Regions from separate parts of the Homo sapiens genome. Here regions 2 and 3 are each linked to region 1. The links are chromatin contacts, found by Hi-C or POLR2A ChIA-PET in ENCODE. All regions are on one chromosome and are shown on one strand. The core of a region is the stretch at or near the end of the contact, and the rest is flanking DNA. Distances in the headings are between cores, read along the strand shown. Region 1 overlaps SFMBT2 (Scm like with four mbt domains 2). Region 2 overlaps SFMBT2 (Scm like with four mbt domains 2). Region 3 overlaps SFMBT2 (Scm like with four mbt domains 2).

Region 1 (3,093 bases), core at 373-2,872:
CATTCTCTGGCCTCTCATGGATAACTTGTCTTATTATTAGTATAGGATTATTCCGTAATTGGCTTATTTGTTCACCATCCACCCCCACTAAGACATAAGCAGCAGGAAATCAGGGACTTCATTCTGTTTGCTGCTGTATCCATGGCAGATACAACCATAACTGGCAAGAGTAGGTGCTCTATAGATATTTTTTGAATTAGTTCAATAATTTCAATATGGGCTCTGAAATTAAATTATTCTGTTCATCTAAAAATTAACAATAAATTCACTCCAAGTATTTGATGCCATATAATCTACATGAATGGAGGCTCAGGAGTTATCATTTGCTATTGCTTTTCATTGCTACAAAATCTTATCCTATGCTATGATAAGAAAGTTCATCAAATTTATCTTGTCTTCTCTATGAGAAAATAATAAAGAAAAGCCTGACATGCAAAAAAAAAAATGTGCACTTTTCCTTTGCCAACCTTCCCTCAGCACCCCAGACCATGTGAGTGTGTTCAAGTTCACACCCACCCGTAAGCCTGGCACATTATTCTTAGTGGGTTAACTAATGTTCAGCATAAATTGAAAACAGCAGCAACAAAAACACAGCACAGTATCTTCAAGAGGCCTGTCTGCATCTGTCTTTGATTCCGAGGACTGACTTCGCTGAGGTCAGCTGGGTAAGACATTCCCTCTGTCCAATATCACATGGAAAAGTCCTCAATACGAGATCGTCATTCCTACTCCCTCAACACCTCCTCCCCTGGGTGTTACCGATAAACTTACGACTGCTTCGAAGAATGAAAGCTCTTCTCCTACCACCAAGTCTATGAACACTGAAGGCTGCTTGGGGCAGCCGACTTTCAGGATTCCGACCAGAAAGCTTTCTAGTTTTTAGGTACATGTTGTTGTGAGTGATAGCCCAGGACAAATGCTCAGAGCTCCACAATGAAGGGGAAATTCAAACAGCACATGACAGACTCCCCAGATGTGAGAACCAGACACCCCAAACAAAAACACGGAGGGAAATCGCTTAATGCATCAGCCACAGGGGCAGAAATCGAAACCGTAAATAACAGCTGAGGCCAAATCCCAAACCGCCAGGTCCCACTGGAAAGATCCCAAACTGCAGGTGACCAGGAGCCAGAGTCACCTGAGCCCTTTGGGGGTCGGAGGTCACATCACTATTTGCAGTGGGGCGTCTCTGACTCAGGGCCGGGGGTCCGGGGCACACCGCATTCTGGTTCAGGGGTGCCGCACTACTTCTTTGATTCTGCTGGTCTACGCCTTCACACCCAGTCTTTGGACCTCAGCTGAGTGCCCTGGTCTCACCAGCATCTCAGCAAACGGGGTGGAGAGTTACACTGGAGCAAAAAAACAAGCCCTGAGAAGCGCCTCATTGCAAAGCATCCTGGGTGCCAGGCTTCCTGGGGCTTTCTCTGAACTCTTAAGCACCAAAAGAAGAAAAAAGAGAGCAGAAAATCAGGCGTTCTATTTCTACCTTTCTATAGAAGGTTACAGCTCATCGATTTCCTTTCTATAAACGTTCCTCTCTTAAGCTCCTGAACCTGGACTGCCAAAAAGCAGCACACAGGACAGGCCAGGTCTGCTGCCGAGCAAACACAAGTGGAGAGCCCCTGCCTGCTCAGCACCCCTGAAGCTCATGCGGAAAACCCACAAAGGGGTGCCCACAGATGGCCCACATGAAAGGCATGTTTCTCTTTTTTTCTGAAAAACAGAAGTTAGATACTGTCACTGACATTTACATACTGATATTTTAAGCCAAATAAATTCTAAGAAAAACCACAAGGCTCCCCAAGTCTCTGAGAGCCACCCTGGGATTTTCTCCAAGGACAATGTCCCCCCACCATGATGTGTGGAGTCCCTGTGAAGGCAGAGGCTCCATCGCCCTACCCAGGTGCGTGTTTTCAGAGTCGTTTCTGCCAGGAGCGCTTGGCTGGTCTGCTCTCACCTTCATCATGGGTCTGTGTCTGCAGCTGAAACAGTCACTCCAGGACCCACGGACAGGAGTAAATAGATTAGATGTTCCGCTCCCCGTTGGCCTCTTGTGCCCAGGCTGGCTCACTGGTTTGCTTTCTCTTTCACACACAGACACTAGCCTGATACACTGTCTATAAAGTGAGGACTACAGGCCTGGTGATTCATGAGATGGTATGTAAGTTACAAGGCAAAAATTTCCTGAACACCTCGTGCAATGCAAAGGAACGCAACAGCCGACAAGACCCTTTTGGTCATAGGAGGCGAGCAATCTCCTGATATGACATAGATCATGGTTTATCTCTCTTTTGGGGACCCTGGTACTCCGGGAGAGGTTGGGGTAGAAGGATTTGGGATAGAAAAAGATGCTCCCAATGGACAATGACCCTACTGAGCATGGACACGTGACTTAGGATAAACAGCATCACCACTGCCTGTGCCTAACAACTCCACCCTCCATGCAACTGGGCATGGGCATCCTGTAAAAGGCCCAGCATGTGAGGGGCGGTCACCAGCTGGGCCTGTGCCTCCACGCCAAGGCCTGCTTCGTTCTGAGTTTGCTTATGGGGTACGTCTGGACCTCAGTGGACCATTGAGTGACTCTGGTTCCAGCTTCTCCCAGGTCCCCTACCTCCCCTCGCTGCACCCCCTCGAATTGAGGCCAGACACGCTCGTGGTCCTGCCAAACCCCACTCAACTCTAACACCCATCAAGTGAGTAGAGCCATGCATTAAAGACCACTTTTGCCAGAAACTTCGTCCTCTCTTATAAAGCGGCCCACTCAGACAGAACCCAGAACTGGACTCTGCAGCCTGCACTGAGCCTTGCCAAAGACCATGTCTGCATCCACACCCCGAGACGTCTATTTCTGGCAGAACAGATCAGGGTGAACCGCTCTCACTGCACATCTCCTACACATAAAGTGTTCAAGTTCCTAATAACACCGATGGCCAGGAAAAGCAATGCACTCTGTCTTTACTTCCATTACCTCGTTCTCTTTAACTAAAATGAAATTTGAAGCTACAGAGGCTCTGGTACTGAAAGAGGAGCATTAGCGTAAATATTAGCTTGGTGGCACTTACATTTTTCTTGCACTCACAGAACTGAAGC
Region 2 (3,337 bases), core at 237-2,736, 36 kb before region 1:
AATATCATTGCCCCTACTATAAGCAGTGGCCAGTTAATCTCCCACACCCATGCCTTCCACCTGCTGTGCACTCAACCAGAAGCAAAAGCTTTAGTGACTATGATGCCAGAGTGTCAGGATTATTATCCCCTACTTACCAAGAGCAAAAGGGTCCCTACTGCTTTCAGAGAGGTGGCAATCTGACTGCAAACTCCTAGCTGAGAAGCTGTTTTATAAGCTTCTTGCACAAATTGTCTTATCTGGGCTTCAAAGATAACAAAGTCTGAGGCAAAGCATATGTGCTAATATTTTATTGTGGAATGAAACATCGAGGCAGCAGGAATAAGGGAAAATAGACATTGAGGCAGGTAGGGCTGGAAAGCAAATACCAGGTGGTACGTTATAGAGTTGACCTCAGCTTAAGGTTTCTCTCTCAAGGTTTCTAGTCAGGCTAAACAAAACTACCATTTTTCAGAATACATCATCCAGGGAAAGGGAAAGGACACTGCTGCTAGCTCCCTCCCATCTCTCACTGATCCAAGCTGGTACCCTGGGACACAAATTCTGCTTTACCTGAGAGTGGTGTCACGCAGCCCTTCTGGTTGACTGTTGGGGAAGCCAAATCCTGCACACCATGGTGTGTACTTCATTTGAATCTAAGTTTGGTGGGTAGGGCCCAAACTCTCAATGACTTAATTGGATTGGGACTGGTGGCTGAAGTTTCTGCCAAGGTGGATGTGAAGGAGACAATGGTAGTGGCAGCCAGGATGTTCCAATGAGCAAGTGCTCAAAGGCCCAGGAGTTGATGGTGCCCAGTGATGCTGGGAATCTGGTTCACTACCTCATGCTAACTCTGCCTAGAATCACACAATGTTTATCTAACATCCAATCCTCCTACCAACCATGTAGGAGTAGCACTATCCACCTCTTACAGAAAAGAAAACTGAGGCTTTGTACAACATACCTTGCACGTAGTAGAATGAGTATTTGAACCTAGTAAAAAGTGCAACGTTTGTACTCTTTCTCCTAGCCAATGTACATCTCCTATTCCAAAAATTCTAAGCAAAAGATGGCAATACCTATGATAAAAGAAATTTTGGGGTTGGTGGGAAGACATGGTGGTAGTGGTCACTGTGTGTTGATCGGACTTCAGAATAACAAAGGAAGAGTTTCCTTTTTACTTATTACTATGATGCACCATTTAGACATATTAGTTATAGAGAACACAAAACAACATACTTTGACACAACAAATGAACTGCATTAAATGGAATGTGTTATAACCCAGGCTTGGGCTGACAACATAAAAACCTCTTGATGAAACTATCCCCAAGTAAACCTTTGCATCCCATCTATTATTTTGATGTTGTATTTTCACCAAACTGATAATATGTCCAGTCTTCACATGGAATCACCCAAGGTCACATTGACATAAACGGCATTTCTTTAAACACAGTCCTTGAAACTCCAGTAAGCATCATGCTCTTTCACAGACTTGAAATAGTCACAGCACAAACCCCAAGACAAAGGGGAAGTAACTTCCAGTGAACTGAGCAAACAGCCTCACTAAAGAGCAGAAGAATTAAAAATAGGTTTTCGGTGGTAACATGAAAAGAAATACAGATTTTCTTTCTTGCCTTGATTCATTCAATTTAGAGGTGCAAAACAGAGTTCAGCTTCCACTCTCTTATATCTTTGGTCTTTCTCTTCTCAAAGATCTTCAGGTGCAAAATTGAAGTACAACCATCCTATTTACTCAGCCATTTCACCCTTTATCTATTTGCTTCCGGTGTATTTTGAGGAAATGAACAATATGTTTCCCATTTTGCCCTCTTAGGCCTCATTTTTCCTATTAAAAAAAGTTTCCCAGCCAGATGTGGTGGCATGCCTGTGGTCCCAGCTACTCAGGAGGCTAAGGTGGGAGGATCACCTAAGCCCAGGCGTTTGAGGCTCCAGAGAGCCGTGATCATGCCACTGTACTCTAGCCTGGGTGACAGTGAGACCCTGTCTCAAAAAAAAAGTTTCCATAATTAAAACAAAAGAAAAATTTCTATATGTAGAATGTGATTGCCATCAGAGCAAAAATAATATTTAAAGAGAAGTAAATGACTGCACCACTGCACTCTGGGGTGACAGAGCGAGAGCCTGTCTCTAAAAAGAAAGCAATAAAGTAAAAAACAAGGTGAAGCAAGATACTTGAAATCATCTGGGATGTATGAAAAAAAGAAATCGTTCAACACTCCTCCACCTCCGTTACCTCAGTGCTTTTTCTCCTCTTCTCCCTCAACTCTGTCCCTAGGAGATGCTTTCCTTCTCCCTTAACCCTGTCCCTAGGAGACGCTACCTGAACCTGTGGTGACAGAGGAAGGGGACAGGTTCTGCCTGCGAGAGATCCGAGAGATGGGGTAGGATGGCAAAGGTCTCTCTTCCTATCCCAACTTCATTGCCTAAAACCTATGTGTGACACTTAAAGAAAAATGATAAATGTAAATGTGGTTATTTAATTATTGCTCTCATAGTAATAAAGCAGTCTTTCTACTAAGGCATCAGGAAATCCCAGAATAACGGAAATGATTGAAAGTGGGAGGGCTAGAGGTAGTTGTGTGAGGATACACGAGAATGTTTTAACAACTAAAAAGAATAAACACAAGTTCCTCGACCAGAAAGTTCCATTCTGGAGCTAGGAGGTGACTCTGAGAGGTCACACAGGACTTTGAGAGCCGTGGTCGTTAACAACCTAGAAATAAGGCTTTAGTGTGTGGCAAAAACAAAACAAAAAATTCAGAACAAAATAACTAATGCAGACGCTAAAGATAATATTGAATGACCTTCAACACAAAGACCCAAACACCACCATAGAATTTATTTTTACTTTATTAACAATGTGGCTTACAATTTTTTTGAAGTAAAAAGGGTTTTTTTCATTTAGAATAAAAATTAAAATATAACTCTGATATAGATTTTCATTTATTTACATGAAAACATATATACAGAATACAATCTTACAGCAAACCAAAAGCATGCCCTTCGTCCTGCAAATTTCAAAAGTAATGACACCAATTTTTCCCTTTTACGCACCAAAAACATACACAAGATAGGAATCCAATTTCAATACAAACTATTCAAACTAGAATGCAAAACAGTGAAAGAGCTTTCAACAATCACGACGAGGGATAGTTGATGCTTCCAGAGATCATGCTGGCTCCTGTTTCAAGCAAGTGAGATGATTATCTTTTTCTGTCATTTAAAAAAATTTGCCTCAAATTTTTCATCCTAAGGTGATTTTTAGCCAACGATTGTCCTAGAATTTTCCTTTTTTCGTCAGCACATCGCTTCAGCCACACAAAAAGCACTGCTCT
Region 3 (3,412 bases), core at 755-3,254, 41 kb after region 1:
CCTCCTCTTCGGGACCTTTACTCACTTCATCATTTCAAATTCTTTTCCTTTGGGCTGATAATGAGCTGTCTTTGTAAGGCAGTTTTGTGACAGCTCAGAAAATAACTGCGACATAAAAACAAATTGCTGTGGATGGTATAATAGAGATGACAGGGTCAATTATACTCATTAATCAACAAAGACAGAACAAGACGTACTAAGGCTTAACTGTGGCCAGGAAAACACATTTTAAACCTGGAGGGAGGGAGGAAAACAGCAGAGGGGAGAAGAAAATGAAAGGAAATAAAACCCCTTAGGCAATTAAACTTTGCAGCAAGCTTCCCTGAGAGACTGTTGAACCACAACCATTAGACTTATTTAAGCTTTTATTAGTGTTTATTCTGAATGAAGTTTCAACCCTTACAGGTCCAAAAGGGAAGAGGTTGATGACCCATTTCCCTCGGATACAAACTAATTGACATAAAACAGCTCTATTTGCACACATCATTATTGGCAGTGTAAATGGACAATTCTTTGGAAAAACTATTTGGCATTAAAAAAAAACTCCTACCCTTTGACGCAACCATTTCACTTCTGGGAACTTATCCCATAAAAATGACCCTAAAAACTGAAAAAGGTGTTATACATGAAGACACTTACGGCATTATGACTGGTAACACTGGAGGAAAAAAAATGAAATAACCTTCTGTGCAGTAATAGAAAATGAGATGAGACTTCTCCAAGTCTGTAGAATGCCACACAGGCATGAAACGGCACGTAGTTTTAAAAAATTCATAAAAAATAACTGCTATGGCTTTAGATGAAAAGACTGCTATAAACATATACAGAATTATTAGATTCATATAAAATATGCAAAGATGAAGACCAGAGAAAATGTACAAAAACCTTAATAATAAATATTACAATAATTGTTGGGTGGTGGGACTCTTGGCTACTTTCTTCTTTGACCTCTTTGTATTTTTCCAAGTTTTTAATAATGATCACAAAATTATTTCATTAATAAAAAATTATTTGAAAACACAGAATCTTTGCCCTATTTTAAATGGTAATTAAGGCATTGGTCGATCAATCCAGAGTCCACTCAGCACATGAAATACACCATGACTGCCTCCCCTCAGCCTTCCTCCAGCTTTGCCAGTAGAATCCTGACTTTATCCAGTTCCTGGAGGAAGTGAATCAGGACCATCTTGAGATGCTCATGGTAGCCATATGCCCTTTTCAGGAGGCTTAAGATGGGTAGGAGAAGGGTTTACAGAAAAAAATTCTCTCTCTAACAAAAGAGACATGCAGGAATAAAAACTCCTCTTCTATCCTGGGTGGCTACGAAAAATACATATACAATCTTAATAAAAAATAAAAATAGCAAAGGAATACCATGTTTGCTATCTACCTGGCTGGCAGAATGAAAAACAACACTAAGAATCCACCATTCTAAAGGCTGTTAGGAAGCAGGCGTTTTTATGTGTTTGTGGTGGGAGTGGAACTTTAAAAAACCACTGTAGATGTCAATTTGGTAACGTGTCAAAATCCTCAGGCTCCAGCGACTACTGGGAGTAACAGACACACAGCCTGACACCGATAACACAGTGAGGTAAAAGCAAGGATGGAGGGACACTCAGAGAGTGAGGGAAGAAGGCTCTGAAGATCTCACTACTGCAGAGCAAACAGCTCCATAGAGAGATCTTCCTCACCCCAGAGAATGTTTACTCTATTAAATGTTAGAAGAGCATGTGTAAATAGCAAGCTTATTTAGTTTTCAGTTCCACCTCCCTTGGAAAGGAAAAGTGATACAATCATCTTCAAAGTCAGCAAATACCAGGACCCAGATATGTGCATAAATGTTGATGCAACAGAACCTAAGTTCTAAGAACAGGTTCTCAGTCCTTTCTGAGAAAGTTTCACAACTCACAGAGCAGCACTTCGGGGCATTTTTGCAATGCCTTACTCTTCCAATTGACAGCTGATCTTTCTCCTTTCAAGCCCAAGTTTTTGTTGTTTTTGAGGCAACCAACATTCCTTGAACACCCACTAAAGCCAGGGGCTCTGTGGCAACCCTTCAGGGGATGAATGTCCCATGGCCCTGGCAGGGAGGCAAGATTGCACAGACCTCAGCTGGCAGAACCTGTCCCAGGAGCCAGTCTGTCTATTCCAGAAAACAACTTTCTCAACATTGCCTCCACCTGTTTCACAAAGGAGTTTGTGTACATTGCAGGCTTACAGGCAGGACAGCAAACATCAGCGACTGACTAAAGCATTTGTTCTTGTCGATGCTGTTTGCTAAAAAACTACAACCTCCCTCTTGAAATCTTCTAGCTACCTCCACAGTCTTGGGTGATGTTCAGTTTCAAGCCTTCCTTGATACTGGTCTTTAAAAGTGACACTTTCATTCATTCCCAATTGAATTACTCTGTGTTTTTACGTTCATGGAACAGTGCAGGAAAAAAACAAACAAACAAACAGAAAATAAGGAAGAGAAACAAAGAAGACAATAATATAAGCACTAGCCCTACCGCCTTCCTTATCTTTTAAAACATTATGTTGAGAAGTATTTCATCTTGGTCATGGTATGACACTTAATATACTTCTCTGCTGAGGGAATGTTCTACATGTTATTCTGAATTATAAACACAATGTTACGGGACACAGGTATGTGCCCAGGATGGGGTCTAACATCATATAAATATCAGCTGTCAATGGCAAAAATATCTTACAGATCCTGAAGAATGAAGTGAATTTAAGGATAACATAAAAGGTTCTTCTTAGTTTTCAACAATCAGAAGTATTTTCAGATATTAAAAATGACCTAGAGAGTTTTACTATACCAACTCTTTTCAATCAAAAGTGACCGTTTTGCTCAAGAATGAATCAGAAAGCTAGAAATGAGACTTGCTTCCAAGTCCAGTAGCCGGGCGGGACGATCTGACAGTCTCCCTACAGATATCAGATGAAATATAATTTTGAAAAATTACATAGCCCAAGTCAAAAGAGAAGAAAATCTCCAGACACCAAAAAAAAAGTAAAAAATAAAAAACCAAAACCTGAAAGAGCCCTGAAAGCCAGAGCTGAGCAGTGAGCAGCTCACAGAGGGCAGACAACAGCCTGGTTCAAGGGAGATGAGCAGGAGGACCCGAGGCTACTATCTACAGCTGGCCCCAGGCAGCAGCCCAGTCTATGAAAATAGAACCAGACAAACTAAGCTGACTGGATCAGAGAGGCAGCAGAGATGGGCTACCTACCTGGGGTTCTGAAGAAGAAAAAAGGAGATCATGCACTTCCCCAGGCCAGTGGCACACACGGATGTGGGGTCCAGCTTTCCAATTCCGTGGGACACAGACTGAGAAATTAATATCAAATTCAGCCACTCATTCCTTGAATAATCAGGGACACCCTCATGGACCAGACATTGTTTTTG

The links. Hi-C counts contacts between places; a loop is a spot of excess contacts on that map. ChIA-PET counts read pairs that join two places held with the same protein, here RNA polymerase II (POLR2A). Pooled maps may share reads with other maps.
Region 2: a map of naive thymus-derived CD4-positive, alpha-beta T cell shows a loop between it and region 1 (2.4-fold over the local background). The contact joins two enhancer-like sites. A Hi-C loop is called at or near these places in 4 of 168 maps with a recorded cell type or tissue (CD8-positive, alpha-beta T cell, HCT116, heart left ventricle and 1 more), 1 of 37 single-sample maps with no recorded cell type and 6 of 50 pooled maps. POLR2A ChIA-PET finds 5 or more read pairs at or near these places in 8 of 52 experiments (A549, CD4-positive, alpha-beta T cell, CD8-positive, alpha-beta T cell and 5 more).
Region 3: a pooled map shows a loop between it and region 1 (2.5-fold over the local background). The contact joins two enhancer-like sites. A Hi-C loop is called at or near these places in 2 of 168 maps with a recorded cell type or tissue (both naive thymus-derived CD4-positive, alpha-beta T cell) and 9 of 50 pooled maps. POLR2A ChIA-PET finds 5 or more read pairs at or near these places in 2 of 52 experiments (activated CD4-positive, alpha-beta T cell and activated naive CD4-positive, alpha-beta T cell).

Annotation. Positions count from the first base shown.
Region 1 is chr10:7,191,614-7,194,706 of GRCh38, forward strand. The region is part of intron 15 of SFMBT2 (Scm like with four mbt domains 2); the gene reads right to left. Among named protein-coding and RNA genes, the nearest start is that of SNORD129, 6.4 kb to the left of the region's middle. Within about 2 kb of position 1,623, at least 6 of the 41 ENCODE cell types and tissues checked have a DNase peak (open chromatin) inside an H3K27ac peak, as active enhancers do.
Region 2 is chr10:7,155,790-7,159,126 of GRCh38, forward strand. SFMBT2 (Scm like with four mbt domains 2) reads right to left here. Exons shown (of 21, transcript NM_001387889.1): 21 at 2,835-3,337. Among named protein-coding and RNA genes, the nearest start is that of SNORD129, 29 kb to the right of the region's middle. Within about 2 kb of position 1,487, at least 2 of the 41 ENCODE cell types and tissues checked have a DNase peak (open chromatin) inside an H3K27ac peak, as active enhancers do.
Region 3 is chr10:7,231,772-7,235,183 of GRCh38, forward strand. The region is part of intron 9 of SFMBT2 (Scm like with four mbt domains 2); the gene reads right to left. Among named protein-coding and RNA genes, the nearest start is that of SNORD129, 47 kb to the left of the region's middle. Within about 2 kb of position 2,005, at least 2 of the 41 ENCODE cell types and tissues checked have a DNase peak (open chromatin) inside an H3K27ac peak, as active enhancers do.